2 separate regions of the Homo sapiens genome follow, and region 1 is linked to region 2. The links are chromatin loops, found by intact Hi-C in ENCODE. Cell type or tissue: mammary epithelial cell. All regions are shown on one strand. Each heading gives the region's core, and the rest is flanking DNA. Links, peaks and the distances in the headings are about the cores only.

The links. Hi-C counts contacts between places; a loop is a spot of excess contacts. Peaks named below come from ENCODE experiments on the same cell type or tissue, not always from the same donor. Only the 100,000 strongest peaks of a DNase experiment are listed, where the experiment ranks them.
Region 1: it touches region 2 in a loop (15-fold over the local background); 14 of 110 quality-filtered maps call a loop at or near these places.

Annotation. Positions count from the first base shown.
Region 1 is chr13:30,545,916-30,558,395 of GRCh38, reverse strand. It overlaps a transcript of HMGB1 not described here and the pseudogene PTPN2P2. Among named protein-coding and RNA genes, the nearest start is that of USPL1, 66 kb to the left of the region's middle. In mammary epithelial cell, for the core only: a CTCF peak has its summit at 7,006; no DNase peak of the experiment used is centred there.
Region 2 is chr13:30,126,769-30,139,248 of GRCh38, reverse strand. No RefSeq gene overlaps it. Among named protein-coding and RNA genes, the nearest start is that of LINC00384, 20 kb to the left of the region's middle. In mammary epithelial cell, for the core only: CTCF peaks have their summits at 6,532 (motif pointing left) and 7,591; a DNase peak (open chromatin) is centred at 6,518.

The sequences.
Region 1 (12,480 bases), core at 2,999-10,998, 420 kb before region 2:
TAAGATATAGACACTAGTTCTTAAAATTCAGCACTGTTCACTTTTGCCAAGTGAATATAAACTGAATTGCATCAAATTACAGAGAACAGTGTATCTAGAATATTGTTTTATTTTATCATTTTTACCTTTCCATTGAAAGATGAAATCAGGCGATCAAAGTAGCAAGGGTTAAGTTTCTAGACTACCACAAATTAGAATTGACAAGAAAAGCTTTCTGATCCATATTTGCCTGGGAAGGCTCCAAGGGAAACACAAGAAGCAGCAACTCAAATCCTGTTCTCTTCATTATCCTTTTTTTTTTAATAGCTCTTGCATAGGCTCGGTTTTTGGAAGTTGTATGCTGCTAATTTAGGTATATATGTCATTACAATTTTAGCATGGATCCTTCTCAGGCATACACAAGAGATGCCAGACATGTGAAAAAAGGAGGGAGCCAAGCACAGGAACCTCAGGGACACTGGCATAACTGTTCTAGAGTCAGAAACCACATGAACACATACCGAATTGATAGACATGAGGTTCAAGTCTATTCTGTGCCCTGTCTCGCTCTCTTCTTAACATCCGCTTCTCTTTCTGGAACTGTATTTCATATAACTCTTTAGGTGAGAACTAGAGCTATTCAGTCAAAGACTAAAAAGAGGCAAGGTTGGACCAAGTTTAAGAATCAGGTAACAATTAGCTTTGTGATGGTTAATGAAATCATTTGTCTCGGCATAGACTCTTCCCCTGGAAGTGTCTTGCAAAAGCTGGTTGTTGGTGAAGTAGGATAGAGAGTTAAGGGAATGGGTTAGATGACTTCCAAAGCCCTTTTATCTACAAGGTGAATCTGTAAGTGTAAGAGTCTTAGGTCAACATTTATTGGAGTGCAGATATGGACAGAGCTCTGTGCTAGGCACTGGGCCGCAGAGACATGAAACATGGTTTTGACCCTTGGAGGCTTGCTCCCTAATCAAGGGGACCAGGTAGACAGACATTTAAATAAAATAAAACAAAAACGCAAAGGAACATAGACTAGGCATTCTTTTTAGCTCTGGAACTCGCGTTGAGGAGGATCACATTGATTACTTTTAGGGTTAACTCCTAGAACTGAGGAGCACCTTATTTCAGTTAGAACTTCCCATATAAAAATAAAGATGAAAACATGGAAAAAGATACCCTTAAAAAATTGGAATTCAGTGCAAATTTTATTAGACTACAAAAACATATCATACAATTATTATTTTAGATATATTTATGTAAAGTCATAAAAGCTATGATTTTTGAAAAACAGCATAAGAAATAATTTTTTAATTTGTTATATAAGTAAATGAACTTTAGCATCTTAAGGATTCAATGATACAGTTTTTAGATTTATTTTTTAAATTGACAAATACCAATTGTACATATTCTTGAGAGCACATAATTATATTTCCATACATATAATTTATAGTTATCAGATCAGGGTAATTCGCACATCCACCATCTCATATGTTTATCATTTCTTTATGTTGAGAATGTGCAATATCCTTCCAGCTATTTGAAACTATATATTGTATTATTATTAACTATAGTCATTCTACAGTGCTGTCGAACACTAGAACTTATTTCTCTTATCTCGCTATAATTTTGTATCTTTTAACAAATCTCTCTGTCACTCTCGTCCCAGCCTCTAGTATCCTCTGTCCTACTTTTTACTTCTATGAGATCAACTTTTTTTAGCTTTCGCATATGAGTGAGAACATGCACTGTTTAACTTTCTGTTCCTGGCTTTTTTCACTTAAAATAATGTCCTCCAGTTTCATCTATATTCCATCAACGATGGGATTTCACTCTTTTTTATGGCTGAATAATACTCCATAGTGTGTATATATCACATTTTCTTCATTCATTCATCTGTTGTTGGACACCTAGGTTGACTCCATATCTTGGCTATTGAGAATAGTGCTGCAGTAGACATGGGATGCAGATATCTCTTCGTTATACTATCAATGACTTGTTTTGTTTTCTTTTTTGAAACAGAGTTTCTCTCTTGTTGCCCAGGCTAGAGTGCAGTGGCAGGATCTCGGCTCACTGCAACCTCCACCTCTCGGGCTCAAGCAATTCTCCTGCCTCAGCTCTCGAGTAGCTGGGATTACAGTTGCTCACCACCACACCTGGCTAATTTTTGTGTTTTTAGTAGAGACAAGGTTTCACTGTGTTGGTCAGGCTGGTCTCAAACTCCCAGTCTCAGGTGATCTGCCCATCTTGGCCTCCCAAAGTGTTGGGATTACAGGCGTGAGCCACCACGCCCAGCCTCAATGACTTGTTTCAATGAATTCTCTCTTTGAAGACATACTGGTATCTCCTGCTTATTGACAATTGTGGCAGCAGCTTCCAAAAGCTGATTTTTCTGACATCTTTGAAACTTTTGGACACTTCTCCCATTGGGAAAATAGAATTTTTCTTTTGAATAATTCTCATTTCCCACTAAGCATATAAGCAACCTGGAGTATCTTGTAAGACCCATACAGATTAATATTTCAAGCATAATAATCCTTATACATTCCTTTTTGACGATGGAGACTATGGTTACGAGTAGCAGTTTTTAAATAAGGACTACTTTTGAGGTCCCAAAGCTTTGAAAACCTGAGGTATAAACAAAACAACATATTCCAATGAGATATTGATATCTAAACTAGTTTTCTTAAATCTGTCATTCAAAGGTTGAGAATTTCTTCCTGAAATTTAGACAATATATTATGGAAATGCGGTTTGTCTTTTTGTAAATTTAGGATGATTCTTTTTAAAAATAATTATAGGCATTGTTTATTCTGTATATTAGTGTAATAGTCAATGCAGTAGCTAGAATTGTGGTTGCTAATAGTCACAAAATCTAGTAAAATTGTGAGTACATGAACCCATCCCAGGAAACTGATGGGACAAGTAGTAAATTTTTTTGACTCTTTAACAAAAATATTTAATGCTGCCAAAAAGTATAAAAATACAGTAGGAATGGCAGTACAACACAAATTAATCTCTCCTAATTTATTTCTTTTACATATTTCTACGTTTCATACACCCATTAAAAACACTTAACAGGCCAATGCGGTGGCTCACGCCTGTAATCCCAGCATTTTGGGAGGCCGAGGCGGGCGGATCACGAGGTCAGGAGATCGAGACCATCCTGGCGAACACGGTGAAACCCCATCTCTACTAAAAATACAAAAAATTAGCCAGGCTTGGTGGCGGGCGCCTGTATTCCCAGCTACTCCGGAGGCTGAGGCAGGAGAATGGCGTGAACCCAGGAGGCGGAGCTTGCAGTGAGCCGAGATCGCGCCACTGTACTCCAGCCTGGGCAACAGAGCAGAGACTCCGTCTCAAAAAAAAAAAAAAAAAAAAAAAAACACAACGACACATCCAATGTAAGGTTCTGCAAAGTCTTCTGCTGGTGGGTGCTCCTCATACCCTGTATGTAAAGTTTACTTTGTAAACAAACAACTGTGAGGCAATCTAGAAGGTTAGCAAGCCTCACTTTAGTTTCTGGAGTGGGCTTCAGGTCTTGTTTTGCACATCAGTGGTTCAAAATTTATAGCTCCAGAATATTCTCAAGTCATGAATATTAGGTGTCTATCTTGGCCTTTTTCTTTTTTGTTCGTTCTCATTTAGCCTCTGTTTCATCTGCTGCACCTTCTGAGCTGTGGTGGCCTTTCTGTCCTCTAGAATATGTTTCCGTAGAGCATTCTCACTGTTCTCTTCCATTGTATCTTGCATTTACTGTACATCGGTCACCTGTCAGTTTTTCTTCTTCTAGACCAATTCTGTTCCCATTGTATTTTTCAGTCATTATTTTGTTCGGTGAATGATCAAAAGCAGGAGCTAAGTTTTCCTTAGAAAATTCTTTCCACCGTTTCTGTATACTAGAATCTACCTTTATACATTTTGCTCCTTCTATTATAGCCATGTATGAGAATCTCAGTTGATCTGGGGTCTGAATAAGACCCATTCAGTATTTTCTCATGTTCAATAACACTTGTTTAATGTTAATATAATCTCCTTTTCCCATCAAAACAAGACAAGCGTCTACCAGAGAGAAGGTGCCCGTGCACCCAGTGCCTTCGCTACAATGGATCACTGCAGGCCCATGGTCAGGGTTCAAGGAGCCAGATTCTCTCACTTTCAACAAGAAATTGAGAAATGAAGCTGGTGATTCAGGGACTCCAAAATCTGGCCAGGTCGTATAATGCAAGTGAGATATTGTTCTGGTTTCACCACTATTGATATTTTCTAATCGTAGTAGATGTACTGTGTAATATGACTTCACATCTTCTGAAAGAGCTTCACATTGAATCCCGTTTCTTTAAACAGCATCTTTTGGTCATCTGTTGGCCAGTACTGCGCACATTTAACCGATTCTTTCTCCACAATGCGGTTCAGCACAACAACTGCTTTGGTCTTCTGCTGCCAAACCGTAAGCCAGAAATGGCAGCACATGTTAGGAAGTGGACCCGGTGTTAAGATGTAACTCCTTCGTGCCTCTTCTATGTCAACTAAGCTGGCATTAATATAATCATTCTCAGTATTCTGCAGTTTAACACGACTGTGATCATATGGGCTTACATCTCTGTATCTATTTCGATTTCTGTTTTCTGGAAACTTGGCCACTCTATGAAGATAGTCATGGGACTCATTTCGAATTTCCAAGTACGGCAGCTGCCAGCGATGCTGAGCATCCAACTCCTTGAACTCCCGCTCAATGATGGTGGGCATGGCTGGGACAAATAGTGAATCTTAAGAGAAATGGAAGAGTGAGGTTGGCTCCTAAGCTGGACAGACACTCAATGTGGTTTATTATAGTCAATCATTACTCAAGGAAGTTGTATATATTCTATTCATATATATATTTGGTAAATTTCTAATTACCATACCCCTATGAAGTCATTACCATACTCCTATAAAGTATTATCTTCATTATAAAGTGAAGAGAGTGAGGCTGAGAGAAGTTAAATTATGTGCCCAAGGTCATGGCTAGTGAATGAGCAAACTTGGTTTCAAAGTCAGGTCTGTCTGGCTCCCAAGCCACCAGTCTTTTACGTTACCACATTGTCTTAGTCTGGGCTCTCCCGAAAGCAAAGCCTGTACAAACAACTTGGAGGTAGGTAGGGAGTTTATTTGGGAATGTGACACCAAGGAATAGACTGTGATAAGACAGAAGAATGACCCCCCGGAAGGAGAGAAAGCCAACCCAAGGGTCCCTTTCAAATTGGCAACCATTATGAATATCTGCTACTTGATCCTGTGGGAGCTTCTGAGGAACCTTTTAACATGCATCTCAGAATTGGCCACCCTGGGCTAAAAATGAGACAAGCATTTTTTCTATGAGCTCCTGTCCCTCAGTGGTCAGGGCAAGCTTACAGGCCTTAACTGTCCTGCATTTCCAGATTGTCCATATCTGAGTGCCAAGTGGTTCCCATGGGACTCCTGTGTCACAGCTCCAATGTAGCCCTGGGGCCAGAAACTAGGGGCAGAGGCCAAAAGCAGGTGCTGTGAGGTTGCATCCGCACAAGGTAGAAGAAGCCCACAGAGACCTGGGTACCATAGCAGTGTTTGAAATAAGAGGTGAAATTGAGAACACGTGATATATTGCTCAGAATGTTTAGAGACACATGACCAGTTACAATGAGAGAGTGGAATGAGAATCTTCAATGTCTCATCATGCATTCATTCATTCATTTATCCATTCAGTCACCAACGAATGCTGGGTAGTATATGAAGTGATAGAAGAATTAAAATGGGTCTAGCTGAGTCTCAGATACGACAGAAAAGAAAATAGACAATATGATAGTGTGTGCTAAGTGCTTCAATAGAAGTATACAAAAAGGTAGTAAAAGTATCGAAGAGAGATACCCAGTGTATTCTGTGTGTGGACAGAGAGGGGGTGTGGGGAGAAGGGAGGTCATTTTCCTAGAGCTTAGTCTTGAAAGATAAATAGAAGTCAGCCAACTGAGGAGAAATATGAGCATCAACTCTATATTCAAATTAAATTTTAGTATTTCAATATTAAATTTCCTAAGTATGATCCTTGTGGTTATGTAAGAGAGTGTCCTATTTTTAGGAGATACTTGCTGAAAAATTTAAGAGTAAAGTGTCATAATGTCTGCAACTTACTCTCAAATGATTCAGCAAAGTAAATATTTGGGGATGGGGAAAAGCAAGTGAACACAAATGTAGCAAAATGTTAATAACTGGTGAATATAACTAAAGGATATGTGTGTGTTTATTGCACTAATCTTACAACTTTTTTAAATTTTCTGAAATAAAAAAAGGAGAGGAGAAAATTAATTGAGGGCCATGGGCAGGGGTTGGGGAGGAGCAGTCTGGGATGGGCTTGTGAGAGGGACACCAATACCTGAGGACGCTTGGGGCATTTTTAAAATTGCAGCGATTGGCCAGGTGCAGTGGCTCACACCTGGAATCCCAGCACTTTGGAGGCCAAGGCAGGAGGATCGTTTGAGACCAGTCTGGGCAACAGAGCAAGACCCCGTCTCTACAGAAAATACAATATTAAATAGCCAGGCATGGTGGCACATGGCTGTGGTCCCAGCTACTCAGGAGGCTGACGTGGGAGGATTGCTTAAGCCCAGGAGTTTGAGGCTGCAATGAACTATGATCGCACCACTGCACTCCAGCCTGGGCAACAGAGCAAGACCCTGTCTCTAAGAAAAGTAAATAAATTGCAGTGGTTAGTGGGACACCATGGGACATAAATGCTCATGATAGAGAAGCAACAAAAATGAGACAAGAAAAGGGAGTGATCTGTGCTAGAGTGTTGGGCTGCATCCTAGAGGCCTGGGTGACATTGAATAATTTCATGCATCTTTTGTGTTTAAATGGTCACTTTAGCAGCAGTTTAATGAGAATGGATTAGAAAAGGCCAAAACTGTGGCAAGAAGTTTAGTTTTTATGTTATGGTATTTAAGGTTACAGGTTCTATAGGCCTACCGGAAAATGGTGCCAAGATAAAGTGAAGACAGCTTTGAAACTGCAGAGGGCAGAAGAGTCAACAGGACTTGGCAATCCCCTATACTCAGTGAGTTCCTAAGATGGACTTGGTTCAGTTCAGTGATGAGCCTTTTAAACCCCAAAGAGAAGGAAGACTTGCGGAGGAAAAAAATTAGTTTTAGAATGTATTTAACCATGAAATAATGAATTAAGGTGCTTAGTTTATACATCAGGGGTTTATTTATCTTTTATCACCATAACTAGTACTGCTTGCATTATAGTAGGTATTCGATAAAATTTTTTAAACTGTGTTTAGAAATCATGATAGTAGATGGTAAAATGCTTTCTTCAGTTGCTGATACTCGGGGGAAATATGTTGTATATTTTAATGTTTTCTCCCTGAGGGCTAAGCATTTGGTGAACATCTGTCTCCTAACACCTGTTGGGCTGGTTTACCTGGCAATCTAAAGTGAACATGTGCCAGGGTAGTGCCACTTAAAGTACCTTCACTTTTTAGAATCTATCAGATGTGTTTAGAATCAGTTTTGTCTTCCACCAGCTAGTTTTCTCAGTTTAGAAAGTACATGTATTTCTACTTCTTAGTAAATGTAATATATGACACATGAATTTAAAGAACGTACAAAGTAGGAAACATTTATATTTCATACAACTTGAATTTTCAAATGCAAAAATTTCCTCTTGGGAGTGAGTCTTATGTTTTGGAGCAGGAATGACAGAACAGATATGGTACCAAAGCCAAGCTCACCTAGATATTGCAGACACACAGGCAAAAGAGGAGGTGGCCCGAGTGTGTCATCCGAGGGTCCCTCGGCATGGGAGCAGTTCCTCTGGTGGGTAGTGAACTGAGCAAAGAGGCAAATGAATGATAGGTAGTTACACAGAGAGAATCCCTACATTAAGGAAGTACGACAAACACGAGGACTCGATTTAGATTCTATGTCTAAGAGCCTTCCTTTGACATCCCTCCCCACCATGTCAGGGAGGATATGTACTCTCATTCCATTCAGTCGTTAGCACTGCTCACACTGGTAATAGCTTCTCGTTGTCTGCTTTCCTCTTTGGACTTTAGATAGCCCCTTGAAAGCCACCCACCTTTGTGTTCCCAGTGTTTAGATTGGTCCCTAGCACAATGTCAGTGTTCTGTAACTTTTACATACATGAATGAACAAATGGACAAATGAACATACATGACTTCCTAAAAGGATGTCATAGCTCCTGATAGTCATGACAGCACTAGTATTAACCTTTGTTTTGTAATGAGTTTCAATTTAATGTTAAGGAAAATATAGGATTTTAAAAACTAGTACACACACATACACATATTCCAGAGTCTTTCTAGTGAGTTTGAATATTAATTTATAAAAGAATCTAACATCACATGCTTTAAAAAATAGTGTTTGTGGCCAGGTGTGGTGGCTCATGCCTGTAACCCCAGCACTTTGGGAGGCTGAGGCAGGCGGATTACTTGGGGTCAGGAGTTCCAGACCAGCCTGGCCAACATGGCAAAACCCCGTCTCTACTAAAAATACAAAAATTAGCCAGGCGTGATGGCGGGCGCCTGCAATCCCAGGTACTCGGGAAGCTGAGGCAGGAGAATTGCTTGAACCCGAGAGGCGGAGGTTGCAGTGAGTCGAGATCATGCCACTGCATTCCAGCCTGGCGTGCAGGCTGAGATGGAGCAAGACTCCATCTCAAAAAAAAAAAAACAAACAATTAGTGTTTGTGCCAGGCACAGTGGCTCATGCCCGTAATCCCAGTACTTTGGGAGGCCGAAGCAGGAGGGTCTGTTGAGGCCAGGAGTTCAAGACTAGCCCGGGCAACATAGTGAAGCCCTGTCCCTACACACACACACACAAAAAGTACAAAAATTACTCAGACATGGTGGCCTGCACCTGTAGTCCCAGCTACTCAGGAGGCTGATGCAGGAGGACCACTTGAGCCCAAGAGCTGCAGTGAGCTGTGATTGTGTACTGCTCTCAGCCTGGGCAACAGCGTGAGAATCTGTTTATTACTCTGAACACTATCACTATTACTGTAAGAGTGATAGAGTTTATTACTAAGTTGTTGTTTTAGAATCTGTCAAATACAGAGATGCTGCCCCAATCTGGTCAGACATTCGTATTTATTTATTTATTCAGACAGCATCTCACTCTGTCACCTAGGCTGGAGTTCAGTGGCTCAATTACGGCTCACTGCACCCTTGACCTCCTGGACCCAAGCGAGCACCTGAGTAGCTGGGACCACAGGTGTATACCAGCATGACCAGCTATTTTTCTTATTTTTTGTAGAGATGGGGTCTCACTCTGTTGCCCAGGCTGGTGTTGAACTCCTGGGCACAAGAGTTCCTCCTACTTGGCCTCCCAAAGTGTTGAGATTACAGGTGTGAGCCATTGCACCCAGCGTCTCTGATTCTTTTGATTCCATTGAAACTAAAGTTTCAGTACATCAAGAAAGAAAGCAGCCCAAAGGAACTCACACCGTCCCTTTATTCACTATCAGGGACAATGTTAATAGGGACCGCTTCCAGCTGTCTGCACAATGTCCTTTACTGTCCAAGACCAGCACTTCCAAGATAGCGTGGTTCATTTGGTCTTAGGAACAGATACTGAGGAGTTGGTCCATAACCCACAGCAAAGCTCTGCAGGCACCTGATACCATGGAGAGGTGTTCTGACATTCTTATACGTCCCCCAAGGCAGAAACTGTAGGTTCTGAGTGACATCTCATCATAATTAGTGGAAGCATTAAGAGGCAAGCAAGCATAATTCTGGGCAGAGAAGGGCTCCCATCATAAGAATTTTGCAAACCGCATACTCTTTTATTTTGTAACAATGCTTGTAATTTATCTTTTGGAAAGAGGCACACAGATCTTGATGTAACTTGTGTAATAGACACTGTTCGCTAATGAAATATCCTTTTCAAATGAAAGGAAAATATTAGTTTCCTAGTCAGGTGCTGTATTAGTCCATTCTCGTGCTGTTAATAAAGATATACCCAAGACTGGGTAATTTATAAAGGAAAGAAGTTTAATTGACTCACAGTTCAGCATGGCTGGGGAGGCCTCAGGAAACTTACAATCGTGGTGGAAGGGGAACCAAAAAGGTCTTTCTTTACATGGCGACAGGAAGGAGAAGTGCCGAGCAAAAGCAGGAAAGCCCCTTATAAAACCGTCAGATCTCATGAGAATTCACTCAGTATCACAAGAACAGCATGAGGGTAACCACCCCCATGATTCAATTACCTCCCACTGGTCCCTCCCACAACACGTGGGGATTATGGGAACTACAATTCAAGATGAGATTTGGGTGAGGACACAGCCAAACTCTATCAGGTGCTTATGATCATTTTAAAACCTGAAACAGTGGTATTCCTATTGCAAATTTTCTTAGAAAAACACCATTAGATAAAATGCAACAAGCAATAAAATAGCATTTTATGTTGTAGAATGATAACTTTTATTTTCTCCTAAACATATTGACTAACCCATATCTTTTTTTGAGACAGAGTCTCACTCACTCTGTTGCTCAGGCTGGACTCCAGTGGCACAATCTTGGCTCACTGCAGCCTCTGCCTCCCGGGTTCAAGCAATCCTCCCTGCTTCAGCCTCCCAAGCAGCTGGGATCACAAGTGTGTGCCACCACGCCTGGCTGATTTTTGTATTTTTAGTAGAGACGGGGTTTCACCACATTGGCCAGGCTGGTCTCAAACTCCTGACTTCAAGTGATCCACCAGCCTTGGCCTCCCAAAGTGAGCCACTGTGCCTAGCCATATCTTTGTATTAAAAAAAAAAAAAATCTAAAGTCCTGTTTGTAAGGACTCTTTTCCCATGGTGTTAGACAGACAACATAATGCTCTATAGCAAACCACCCCAAACTCAGTGGTTTGTATCAACACGTATCTGTTCTCATATTCACAGGTTAAGGTTGGCTGAGGTTTAGCATCTATGGAATGGGCTCAGCTCTTGACTCGGCTTAAGGCTGTGGGTAGAGGAAACCAATCTTGAGTCAGTTGAAAATAAGCTTGCCCTGTGTTTTGTTCATGAGGTTTTGCCAACATACATAATTATTAAACTTTCACTGAAAATGTTTAGCAACAATATTTTTTATGAAATGGGAGGGTAAAGTGAGAAAACTTAAAACTGGAGCAGTGCCTTACCTGTAGTAAGTTCTCAAATAATATTTGGGAAAAGAATAAAACAATGGAATATAAAGAAATCAGAGATGATAAAATTTTCTTAAAACTGTAACTAAGCAAACCTTGGACAAAACCTGACAAAGCTAAGCAGCAGAACACTTTTTCCCCATTGCCTTTGTCATGAGTTATGTGAATAACATCTCAGGAGGACTTCAGGCTTGGCATGGGCCACACACATTATCTCTGCTCCTTGCTGAAAACCCATCAGTAATGCTGAAGGAGTAGGATAGGGATAAAGAATGTTTTGAAAGATGGGAGACACATGGACCAGTGGTAATTAACAGCATGAAACCTACACCTACAAATGTGTGTGTTGTAGGGGGTTAGTTAAGAGTCAAGTTTCAAGAAAGGGGAGCCTTCAGGTACCCCTAAAGGTGGATTCACGGTAGGATTGAAAATTCAATAATTAATGAAATATTGTATAAAGAATAATTAAACTGGACTGGGCATGGTGGCTTATGCCTGTAATCCCAGCACTTTGAAAGGCTGAGGTAGGAGGATCAGTTGAGGCCAGGAGTTCAAGACAAGTCTGGACAACATAGCAAGACCCCATCTCTAAGAAGAAATACAAAAATTAGCTGGGCATGGTGGCACCCGCCTGTAGTTCCAGTTACTCAGAAGGCTGAACTGGGAGCACCACTTGAGCCCAGTAGGTTAAGGCAGCAGTGAGCTTTAATTGTTCCACTGAACTATAGCTTGGACAACAGAGCAAGACCCAGTCTCTAAAAAAAGAGGAAAATCACACTTCCAGATTCCCTCCTCAACAGTGTAGTTAGGAAACCACTTCTCCCCAAGTATAAAACGTGAGGTTGGCCGGGCTCAGTGGCTCACGCCTGTAATCCCAGCATTTTGGGAGGCCAAGGCAGGCAGATCACGAGGTCAGGAGACCAACACCATCCTGGCCAACATGGTGAAACCCCGTCTCTACTAAAATACAAAAAATTAGCCAGGCGTGGCGATGCACACCTGTAGTCCCAGCTACTCGGGAGGCTGAGGCAGGGGAATTGCTTGAACCCGGGAGGCAGAGATTACAGTGGGCTGAGATCACGCTACTGAACTCCAGCCTGGCAACAGAGCAAGACTCCGTCTCAAAACAAACAAACAAAACGTGAGGTTTAGTCTCCAGCAGTGTGCCATAGAACTTTCCGTGATGATGGAAGTGCTTTATATCTGCATTGTCCAACAACTAGTGGCTCAATAGCCACCTGAAATGTAGCCAGTGTGGCTGCACGTGGTGGCTCATACCTGTCATCCCAACACTTTGGGAGGCCGAGGTGGGTGGTTCGCTTGAGCCCAGGAGTTCAAGACC
Region 2 (12,480 bases), core at 1,637-9,636:
AGTAGAGTGATTTATCATCCTTTGGGTATGCCATCAGAGTGAACAGGCAACCTACAGAATGGGAGAAAATTTTTGCAGTCCACCCATCTGACAAAAGTCTGGTATCCAGAATCTACAAGGAACTTAAACACATTTACAAGAAAAAAACAAACAACCCCATCAAAAAGTGGGCAAAGGCTATGAACAGACACTTCTCAAAAGAAGACATTTATGCAGCCAATAAACATATGAAAAAAAGCTCATCATCACTGGTCATTAGAGAAATGCAAATCAAAACCACAATGAGATACCATCTCGCTCCAGTCAGAATGGCAATTATTAAAAAGTCAGGAAACAATGGGTGCTGGCAAGGCTCTGGAGAAATAGGAACGCTTTTACACTGTTGATGGGAGTGTAAATTAGTTCAACCATTGTGGAAGATGGTGTGGCGATTCCTCAAGGATCTAGAGCCCATGCCCCTTTGAATAACATGAGCAGCTCTGCAGGAGTGTGGGCCATCAGCCGCGGGCTTATCTGCCCAGCCCATGCACTTCCGCCCTCGCCTGCCACTGTTCTGTAGTCCTGTGAGTTCCCCTGCTCCTAAGAAACTGTGTTTGGGAATGTCACAGATTTCCTCCAGTAGGAAGATGCCACACTTGGCCTCTCTTGACTCGGAAATTCTTGTCTCCCTGAAGTTCTCAAGTCACTCCTAGAGCACCAAGCTTCAAGCTGGCTGTGCTTGGGACAGAGGTCAGGGCGAGCCCAGGCCAACACACCCCAAGTCTCACCTCCCTCCAGTACTCCCCCCACATTCACACAGACTTCATTTTGAAAAAATCTAAGCCTACAGAAAAGTTGAAAGAATGGCACAATGAATATATCCATTGTCTGGATTCATGAATTAACATTTTGCCACATTTGTTCTCTCTCTCCCTTTTCCCTCTTTTTACCCTCCCTCCTCTCTCCACAGAAATACCCCAAGAGGTTCACAGTGACACCTCACCCCATTATCGGTGACGCTAACTTTGATAGCAAGTAATGGCAGCTCAGTCTTCCAGGGGAATGACATCTTTTGCATTTGTAACTGATGAGAAATATGTGGAGTGTTGCTTTAAGGTCACGTGAATCTCCTGTTCCCCAGCACCCTTCAGCAATGCTTTTTGCATCTGATGATCCTGCCTGAGTCATTTATGATGTTGGTGGCTGCAAAATTCAATCCCTTTGCTTTGTTTTGGGCACCACTGTAGATTCGTGGATTTTTTTTTTTTTTTTGAGATGAAGTCTCGCTCTGTCGCCCAGGCTGGAATGCAGTGGCGCAATCTCGGCTCACTGCAACCTCCGCCTCCCAGGTTCAAGCAATTCTTCTGCCTCAGCCTCCTGAGTAGCTGGGATTACAGGCACCTGCCATCACGCCCAGCTAAATTTTGTATTTTTAGTAGAGATGGGGTTTTACCACGTTGGCCAGGCGGTAAACATCCATTTGTGGATGTTTTAAAGTTCAATGTCGTATCATCTATTAACCATCATCACCATTTTAATGGTCATATTGTCTCAAGTTTGGTCAGCAGCCCCTCCAGCTGGCTCTGATGAACTTCTGATGAGTCTCCCTCCATCTCAGCACTTCTCTACTCCCTGGAACAGCAAAATGCTCTATGCCCACCCATTAGTTTTCTTATCCCTAGCCTGGAATTGGCCATTTCTCTAAAAAGCCCTGACATCATGTGGTGGGGAATGTATTTAGAAAACAAAACATGTGTGTTAGTGTGTTTATTGCTATTGGGATGTCACTGCTTCTAGGATCTTCAGTACTTTTTAAAAAATTTTTAAGATGATAACAGCTGAAGCTTATTTCCCGGCTCTGTGCTAGGCTGTCCACAGGCAGCATTTTATTTCAGCCTCACACCAACCCCATGAGGTAGGTGCTGTTATTATCCTCATTCCACATTTGAGCAAACCAAGTTTAAAGAGTGCAGGAGACTCCTGAAATCAGGATCCAAGTCCGAATCCAGAATCCACTCTTCCAACCATAGCCTCCATCTTGAGGACCTGCGATCTGCCTGTCGTGGTGCAAACATTCTTTATCACTAATCTCACAATAATGCTGCCAAGAAATATGCTCCCATTATACAGATGGGGAAGCCTGAGAATCACAGAGGGCACATGCTCTGCCTGAGGTCATCAGCTGGCAGAGCCAGAGCCAGATCGTGAATTCCAGCCAGGGTCTCTGCTTCCCCTCCCCACCCACAGTCCTCACGTTGTGTCCTGCTTGGGTTCTGGGACCAGACTGTTTTGAGGAAAGGTGTCTGAGACGCACCCAAGGCACTCTTGGGCTCTGTCCCTGCCTTGCCAGCTTCTCCTCACCTCCTGGAACCATGGACGAGTTGAGATGAGAGAGAGGGCCAGGAGCAGCCGGCGAGGACACACAGCTGTGCTTGTGGATGGAGCTCTGGTTTCTCTGTGTGCTGGTGGCAGTGGTGGAATTTCCTCAGCTGAGAAGTGCAGACCTGGGAGCAGACATCAGCCACCACCCTGTGTGTGGCTGCTCTGTAGGCCTGAGGTGCCCAGATCAGAGTGGAGAGGACAGGCTTGCTGTGGATTGTGAGGTTGGAGCACAGGGTGCCAGAGGCAACAGACGTGGATTGTAGTCTCATCTCTATCACTTGTTATCTGTAAGATCTTGGGTTAGTTTTTCATGAAAACCTCCAAGCCTCAGTTATCTCATCTGAAAAATGGGGATAACAGTATTTACTTACCCCCCAGGGTCGCTGGGAGGATAAGATAACATGCATGGAGTGGAGGGCCTGATCCACTGTAAGTGTGTGAATTAACACCATCTGGCATCACTGCCACTTCGTTAAGGCTGGAGGCACCAGATGGGAGCGCCAGGGAGAAGATGCCTTGCCACACAGCTGGCTGGCGCCAGGCTCACCCTCTCCTGAATCCAGTGGGTCTCTCTATAACTGAGCCAGTGGCTTTTAAAAAAATTAATTACTTTTAAATTAAGTTCATGAGAGGAAACAGTTTCAAAGCTGCCTCCAGTCCTTGTGTAACTCTTGTCACAGTGGGAGAGACGGTGAGTTGAGGGTGGGGACGGGGCTCAGGGTGGGAATGGAGAAGGAGACAGGGAAGGAAGGAGGGTTGGCGGCCTCTGGGGTGGACAGCAGGAGGCCTGGGCACCTGCCTGGGGTTCTTCCTCCAGCTGCCCACTACACATCTGCACTTGGAGGTCAGCCCTGGATGGAAAGAACTCTTGGACTTCCCTGCAAACCAGTGTCCGCCCATCTTCCTTGTCTCAGTAAATGGCCATCCAGGCATCTGCTTATTTAGGCCCCAAACCTCACAGGCATCCTTCACCCCTTCATCCTTCGTCCCCTACAACCAGAATCAGTTGGCAGGTATGTGCTGGCTGCTCTTCCAAGATCGTTCTTACATATATTGTCTTCTTGCTCCCGCTAATGCAGATGTTAGGCAGAAGGAGGCCATGCATCAGCAGGATGGCTGAGACCAGGTGGAGAGCAGGCTAGGGCCAGCTCAGGCAGATGACACCCTCAGTCACCCCAGCCACCCCGGGGCTCCAGCACAGTCCCCCACTGCCCTGTCCCCCAAGGTTAGAGCCACCATGGGAAGGAGGAGAGCGAGGGCCTGAGAACCCAGCTGAGAGTGCAGCAGTGCGGGGTGTCTGTCTCCCCCTTGGGCTGGAAGTGGCCCTTTCCCAAGGTTTTCCCGGGAGTGGAGTTGAAGTCTCTGTCTATGGGGGCTTGAGCCGTGCAGGGCATTTTCTCTCACACTGTCCCTGGGGGCAGGCCACATCCCTTCTTGCCTGGATCACTGATGTCCAGTGGCTCATTGGTTTGGTTTCCTCGCTGCCCCTCTCTGGCCCATTCTACAGCCAGCAGCCAGCGTGACCTCCTGAAAACACGCATGGGGTCACATTCCTCACCAGATTCCAGCCTGTTCCCACCTGAGACTGAAGCTGGGCCCTTGGCTGGAAGGAGCTGCCCCCGCAATGGTTGGAGAGCTCTCCTTGCTAATGGGTGTTCAACAATCAATGCAGATTTGGCTTCACACGGCTTCCCCAGGCTGGTTGCCTGCCCTGCACCACCCACACCAGCGCTGCCTCCCCAGGTCAGCTTTCTTTTCCATGTTGCCCTGTTTTGACCACATTTCTCACCCACTGGATTTATCTTCCTCCTTTAATCACTCACTTGCGTGTAGTTGACTTGCTGCTTCTCTCCTCCTAGGGCTCAAATTCATTAGAGTGAGGGCTTGGTCTTATACCCCGCTGTTCCTGGCATATAGTAGGTGTTCAATTAAACATCTGTTAGGGGGTGGAGTTGCTGGCAGGGAACACGTTGTCCAGGACCTTTCTTTTTGCAGAGGACTGAATAAGCTCATAAGAGATGGCTTTGTGTCTTTCTCAGGAGCTGCCCTAAGGCTTTGTAACCCTCCACATTAGGACTTTCTTTCTGCTCTGTCAGGCTCATATTTGTTTTCACTGAATCATGGTTTTACAGCCAAACCAGCACAGCATAGCAGTTAAGGCTAGGGCAGGGGTTTGGCTAGAGCAGGGGTTTGGATGACAGTTAAATCTGGGTTTAGAGCCAGGTTCTGCAACTTGCTAGCTTTGCAAAGCTCCGAAAGTTACTTCACCTCTTAGAGCCTCTGTCTTCTTGGCTGTAAAGTGGGGTGTCTTACAGAGTTGTGACAATTCAATAAAGTGATAAAAACAAAGCCATTAGCACAGTGCATGGTAGCCAGAAGGGCCACAAAATATTTCTCCACTATTATGAGATCTGAAGATGGTGGCAGAGGGCGCAGTGCCTGGCTTTCTGGAGATCAGTGGATGTCTTTATGGCCACTGCTTTAAATCCTCTGTGGGTGACCTTTCCCCTGTTGTTCGTCTCTGCTCACATGGATGAAGCTGAGGCCCCCAGAGGAACCCTGGAAGCCACAGAGCTGGCAGGACCTAGGGCCCCTGCCCCTTGCCCCTGCTGACGGAAGGAGTCACTCACTGAACGAGCTGCCCCATCTGGCAGGAGTGTTGTCTGTCGGGAGGCCGTGTGTCCCTGGTTACAATGCAGTCACTGTCCAGTGGCCTGTCACCGGCCAGGACAAAGCTAGCCTGTTTTGGTCATTAGCTGTTGCTCTTTCAAAATAAAGAGAAGCCACAACTGAGTCTTTACCGAAGTTATTTTTAGATTTCTGGCTTCATAACAACCCTGGAATTTCTTATTTTCTCCTACTCTTCCTTTTATTTTGTTTTATTTTTTTTAAAAGCAGACAAGTCAACCTAGAACATTGAATAAATAACCCACCAGAGACAGCACGGAACGATCCGAGGCCACAAAACACATCACTTGTCCCTGGGTGATCTAAGGAGGTAAACGAACCTCTTTGGTTACAAGAACCTCAGCTGTCCAGAGACACCTGCCGGACACAGACTCCACTATGGGGCTCCCAGCTCTGGCCCGGTGGCTAGACGGGGCGTCAGGACAGGGCCACCACCTCCTGGGCTGGCACTGGAGGCGTGTTTCCAGCAGGTGTGTTTCCAGCGGTTGCTTGCTTTTTGTCCTGGGCCTTATCAACAGGGTGGAGTGAAAGGGAGCTTCCAGGGGAGGGCTCTCAAAGAAACACGCCTGCGCGGCCCTGCGGCTGGGGCGTCCCAGGCAGGCAGCACAGGCGGTCCTCACTGAGCTCTGTCTTCTGCTCCAGAAGGAGGATCAGCCCCAGAACCACAGGGAGATGCACTTTTACCAGGACCCATGGGCTCCCTCCCGGCAAGGACCAATAAAGTGATTAAATGAAAAGAAGTAAAACCCTCGGCTCAGGCAGCCAGCAGAGGCTGGGCCTTCAGGGTCACTAAGGATACGTGCAAAACCGCCTGCCCACAGCGCTGTGGCCTGCCTCGGTTGACAGTCACGCATAAGCCGGCCTGCCTTAGGTGGCCGAGGAAGGGAAGAAGTGGAATCATGGAAAACATCCTCCCAGTGGACAAGGGCGTCAAATGGCTGGTCCTCCAGGACAGGAGAGAAGAGAGTCTAAACCAAGAACCCCAGCCCGCTGGCTCTGGGGAAAGAGGGTGGCTGGAGAGACTGCCCCGGCGGCCTAGGAGGAGTGATCCCCGGGACCTTCTCCCAGCACGGCCCACCCAGTGCAGGGACGGCAGCGCCACCAACTCTCTGGGCTCTCGGTCCTGCCTCCGGGTCCCCGTCGCTATGGCCTGGACCTCTGCCCCCACCCAACATGGAGCCCCTTAAGAGCAGGGACGGGTCTCACTCCTCTCTGCCGTCCTCACCCCGGCTCTACGTCCAACCCTCAGTGAGTGCCCCCCCAAGTACTGAATAATGAATAAACGCATGTGCACCGAGGACGTGCGAGGCGTTCGTTTCTCCACCAGCCCTTCCTGGCCCTCTCTGCAGAGGCAAAGGCTGAGAGGAGCTTCCTTGCCAGTTCTGGGGGCGGGTCCCTGGTCAGGCGCGTTTCATCTCAGCACACAGCAGCCCAAGCGAGGCTCTCTCTCAAACAAGGAGAAGCCGCCCCCTGCTGGCCGCAGCCGATAGTGTCACACAAGGCAAGCAGGAGCCCTCTCAAAGGAGCCGGCTGCCAGCTTGGTGCTTACAATGGGCTGGCTGTGCAGGAAGAATGAGTTCAAGAGAGCTATTGTACAACGAGGTAACTAGAGTTAATAACAAGATATTATATCCTTAAAAGTTGCTAGGAGAGTAGATTTTAAGTCTTCTCATTGCAAAAATGGTGTGTGAGATAATGCATAATTAGCTCGATTTAGCCAGTCCACAAGGTACACATATTTCAAAACATTACATTGTACACGATAAATATAAACAATTTATATTTGTCGATTAAAAATAAATTTAAAAACACAGTTTTAAAAAGCTGAGATTTTCCTCCCCTTCTATTTTACTCATTTCTTTCCTATACCCAAACTCCTGCCATTTCCAGTTACTAACCCTGTGAATACTAGGTGAAAGTTAGCAATTTGTGTTGGATATAATTTCATCTCAGAAGACAAGGAAAAGGTGAACAACTATAGGAAAGGAAATAAAAAATAATCATTAAACTCTCAAAACAAACTCACCACCAGGGTTATGAATTTTTAGAACTGATCATCTATTTTCATGTAACAGAGAAATTCATATTCTTTGAGAAGGAGCTATTTCTTCTCTAACACAAAAGGGAAAGCGTTTATTAATAACTGACATTTGACAAGAGGGCACGGCATGTGCATTCCTGTTTGTGGGTGAGTTTGGTAAACAACAAGTCTCTTTTTTTTTTTTTTTTTTTGAGACGGAGTCTCGCTCTGTCACCCAGGCTGGAGAGCAGTGGCACAATCTCGGCTCACTGAAGCCTTCGCAGCCTCCATCTCCTGGGTTCAAGCGATTCTCCTGCCTCAGCCTCCCAAGTAGCTGGGATTACAAGCGCCTGCTACCACGCCGGCCGGTTAATTTTTGTATTTTTTAGTAGAGACGGGGTTTCACCATGTTGGTCAGGCTGGTCTCAAACTCCTGACCTCAGGTGATCCACCCGCCTCAGCCTCCCAGAGTGCAGGGATTACAGGCGTGAGCCACCGCGCCTGGCCAACATCTCGTCTTTTGACAACAGCCTCTCTGAAGGTTTGGGTCCATGTGCCTAGCATGGCCACAAGGGGTGCAAGGTCTTGGAGAACATGGGATAATTTCTTGGTTTCAGAATTCACATCCAGGTTTTCAATATCTTCATTTTGTTGTGATCATGTTAAATAACTTCCATTGCAAAAGGTGCTCAGAACCTGTGCCGAGCTAGTGTGAGTGAAGACACAGCTTGTCCTTGCAAAGTTGCGTCTGCAAACAGAGCAACCTGATCTTTGAAGGTATCCTGGAAATCCACAGAGAGAGCTCCTTTCCCATCACTCAGCTCAGTATTAGCCGTGCATCACAGTGAAAAGAGCGTGGGTTTTGGAGTCACACAGGCTTCTGTCCAAATCATGGCTTTGCTGTTTGCTAGCTGGGACTCAGGCCGCTTCTTTAGCTTCTCTGAGCCTGATTCCTCTTCTGTAAAATTGAGGTACAATGTAGAACATAAGGTGGTGGTGACAATCAGGTGTGGCATTTATTTGTTTTATTTATTTATTATTTATTTATTTGAGACGGAATCTCACTCTGTCACCCAGGCTGGAGTGCAGTGGCACCATCTCGGCTCACTGCAACCTCCGCCTCCCGGATTCAAGCAATTCTCCTGCCTCAGCCTCTTGAGTAGCTGGGACTACAGCCGCGCGCCACCGCACCCGGCAAATTTTTTGTATTTTTTAGTAGAGATGGGTTTCACCATGTTGCCCGGGTTGGTCTCAAACTCCTGAGCTCAGGCAATCCACCTGCCTAGGCCTCCCAAAGTGCTGGGATTACAGGTTTGAGCCACCGCGCCCGGCCCAGGTGTGGCAGTTCTAAAGGTGGAGGTTACCTCCGTAAATGGTGCCCAGTGATTATTAACGGTGTTTGGCCACTATCAGTTCTGGGTGTCAGAGATGCCTACAGCACACAGGGATTACATTTCTGTTGACTAAAAATCTACACTAGTTTCACAATTGGATTATGAAGTTTGGGTTCTCAGAGAGATACTTTTCCTCCTTTCTTTTCTGGAGTGACACTTTTATCCCACCCTGCTGCAGGGCAGTCCGTGAGCATCGAGGCTTCCTCAGGCCTGTGCCTTACCACCTCCCTGATGTGAATTGGATTTGCTGTCACTACCTTAGCTGGTAGTCTTCAAACTATTCTGACCATGCTTCTCTATGATGAAAAATGTTGGGGCAGGTGTACCCTCATCTACGTATGTTTATTTTAAATTACAAATATGCGGCCGGGTGTAGTGACTCACGCCCAGCACTTTGGGAGGCCGAGGTGGGCAGATTGCTGGAGCTCAGGAGTTCGAGACCAGCCTGGCCAACATGGTGAAACCCTGTCTCTACTAAAAATACAAAAAAAATTAGCTAGGCATGGTTGGCAGGCACCTGTAATCCCAGCTACCTGGGAGGCTGAGTCAGGAGAATTGCTTGAACCCGGGAGGTGGAGGTTGCAGTGAACTGAGATTGTGCCATTGCACTCCAGCCTGGGTGACAGAGGAAAACTCTGTCTCAAAAAAAAAAATTACAAATATGCATACATATGCACACACATATTCTACTGTCCATTTATTTATCACATATTTATGTAACTCAAGCTTTTATTCTTAAACAAAATAATTATGAATAGAATTTTTACTTTCATCTTCCCATATTGGAGTAGATTTACTTGGGCATCTGCTTCGGAGACCCCATGTCCTCAGGGTCTGGGAAGGGTCAAATTGCCCAGCCTCTAGACACCATGATTCCCTTCATCCTGGCATCACCACATCACCATCCTGCTACTCTCACAGGAAGCTACATTTCCCTCAGTTTCCAAGTGTTCATGTCTCGATGACATGAGTGGATTTGCCATCCATTCATTGATTGAGTCATGAGCCCTACAAACATTCATGGGGAGGGTCCTGTTGAAGAAACTTCACATTATGCCCTGAGGTAAAGAGGGGGGAGGTCAGAAGGGTGTATTCGGATGGCCTCTCTGACTTCCTGATGCTAACAGCTTTCTCAGAGGTTATTGTGAGGCCCAACCACTATCATGCTTGGAAAGCTCCCAAGGCGGAGGAGAGGGGCATGTGGTGAGGACTGTGGGAGGGTTATTGCCTCTCCTGCATGCCACTTCCATCTGTCTATGGAATAGCAGTTACAATACCTGCATCTGCACCAATGATGCTTCTGCTGCCTTCCCAAGGATGGTGGAGTGTGAAGTGCTATGACCACCCTCAGCAATGAATGTTCAAGAATCACTCACTGATCACATCATTTATGATTAAGATTTGGACACTGATATATAACAACTATTAGTGATTCTTTGGAAGACTGGTATGCATTTCTAGATTCTATTCACTTAAAGTTTTAAAAGTTTTAAGCAATTGGCTGGGCATGGTGGCTCACGCCTATAATCCCAGCACTTTGGGAGGCTGAGGTGGGTGGATCACCTGAGGTCAGGAGTTGGAAACCAGCCTGGCCAACATGGCAAAACCCCATCTCTACTAAAAATACAAAAATTAGCTGGGCGTGGTGGTGGTTGCCTGTAATCCCAGCTACTCGGGAGGCTGAGGCAGGAGAATGGCGTGAACCCAGGAGGCGGAGGTTGCAGTAACCCGAGATTGTGCCACTGCACTCCAGCCTGGACCACAGAGCGAGACTCCATCTCAAAAAAAAAAAGAGCAAGATGAAACTTCATGAAGACAGACCAACAGCATGGAAAAAAAGGATGACTAGAAAGGAGAAAAGTGAAAACTGCAGGAATAGTCAAACTGCAGAGCCAGATGGGGTTCATCAACCAGCGATATGCACATACAGGTTCTGAGACAGGAAATGTGGGCTGCAAGCATGAGCAGAGCAAGATGGGAGAATCTTACACCTATTCAATCAACACAGTGGTGGTTTGCTAATAATTACACAGACGTTCTGCCAAGCCATACACCCTACCTGCTACAGCTAGTTAGTGTTGCCATTATCATCACTGTTGCAACTGCAACCTTGAGAAGTTCAGGGCCTAGTTGGGAAGACATACCTAACAAGCTGTAAGAGTTCCTTGCCCCCTTGCTGGCCAGCCCAGGGGCCTTTACCATGTTCTCCCCACATCCGTAAATAAACTTCCTCCGCTACACTGTAAAAAAAAAAAAAAAAAGAAAAGAAAAAGAGTTCCTACAAGTTAATTAGTATAACAGATGTCTGAATAATCGACTATGTGATGCATAAAAGAAGTAACTTCTGGGGGTCAGGGAAGATTCTGGAGGGGCAGGGACATTTGAACTGGGCCTTGAAGACTATGTAGGAGTGCATGAGGTAGAGAACAGGAGAAGTGTATTCTGGGTAGGGGAATGGGGAGCAGCATGTGCCAAGACCCAGATCATGGAAGAACTTGGCAGGTGTTGAGGAGTGAAAGATTAGTGTGGAAGGAGATAAGGGAGAGTGTGTGAGTTGGATAGCATATAAAGCTAATGAAGTATGTTACATAAAGTTCATGTGAGCTGGGCTAACACATTCCAACTCTGCTATGTTGACAACAAAGGTCTTTAAGCAGGCAGTAACAGAACTGCCATGCTCACTGGCTAACTTCTGAATTCAGAGTCTCGCTCCCAGGCAAGTGAGCTATTGAGGCTGCCCTGGATGGGTTGGCATCATTTTGGGCCTGGTCTTCAATCATCCATGTTCAGAGACTGACTCTAAAACACCGTGTGATTTCTACTGGGGCAGCCCTGCCGTAATTCTTAGTGCCTCATGGTTTGCTTGGAGGCCCTAAAAGTGCCTAGAGGTTCCATGGGTGACTGAGTCCTCAATCAGATCTCTTGCCCCACTGAAGGAAATGGTCCCTTCTGACCAGTGACTGACCACCTGGCTTCTGGGTAGAGTTCAGTGTTGAGAGAAGGAATGAGTTGGGTCTTCCATTGGGCTTGGCGTTTTGCTGCCATAAATGGAATCCCAGCCTGCAGCAGCATCTGACACTCAGAGGTGACTGAATGCTAAAGGCACTTTGGAGCTCCCAAACCATGTTGGTGCCGGGGAGTGGGAGGAGAGAGAGGCCCCCTCTCTCAGCTTCAGGGGGATCTACGCAGGAAGTAGCCCAATGGAGTAGCGGTTGGAGTCTTCATTTGGAGTAAATCTAGGTTTGACTTCTATCTCAGCCACTTACTAATGAAGTGACCTCACGAGTGATTCATCCTCCTTGTGCCTCAGGTTCTCCTCTGTAAAGCGGAATGGCAATAGCCTTCTTATTAGGTTCTAGTGCAGATTTATTGCAATTTAATGAAATAACATATAAAATGCTTAGCATAGAGACTGGCATCCAGTAGTTAATAAATGGTAGCTGTTACTGACTTATTCAAGATAAGGTCTCTTTAGTGACAACCTCTTTCCTCCTCATGATTCCCAGCCTTCCGCCTGGCTTTGCTTCTCTGTGTGCCTGGCAGCTGGCTGCCACCCCTTTGTCAACTCTGGCTACTCAGCTTTGCTGCCTGGAAAAGATCTGCAAGGCTCCAGCCTCTAATAGGGCTCTGATCTAGCCTCAAAAGCATGAAGTGTCAAGACCTGGTGAACAGCTCTGGAGCTTTGGTGCAGCACAGAAGCTCTCGGGTGCACTGTCGGCCTTTGGCTGGCTGTGGTTTATGGGTTGGGTAGCTTTATAGCTTGTGGCCATGCAGGAAGAGATCTTCACAGCCCTGTTTTGGGAACACCATTAGGAGCTGTGGGACTGATAATGCTGCCTGGAAAAGCAGGGACAGGGAGCCAGGGAGAATCCTCCTCCTGTCGCACCCTCTGGCTGGGCTTAGGAAAATGTCATCCAGAGTGAAAACTTAGGGATAAGCTCAGATGAGATTGTTTCTGGAGGTCATGATCAATAGGGCAGTGTGCAGGCACCTATCTGAGAGCTTGGAGTTAAATCG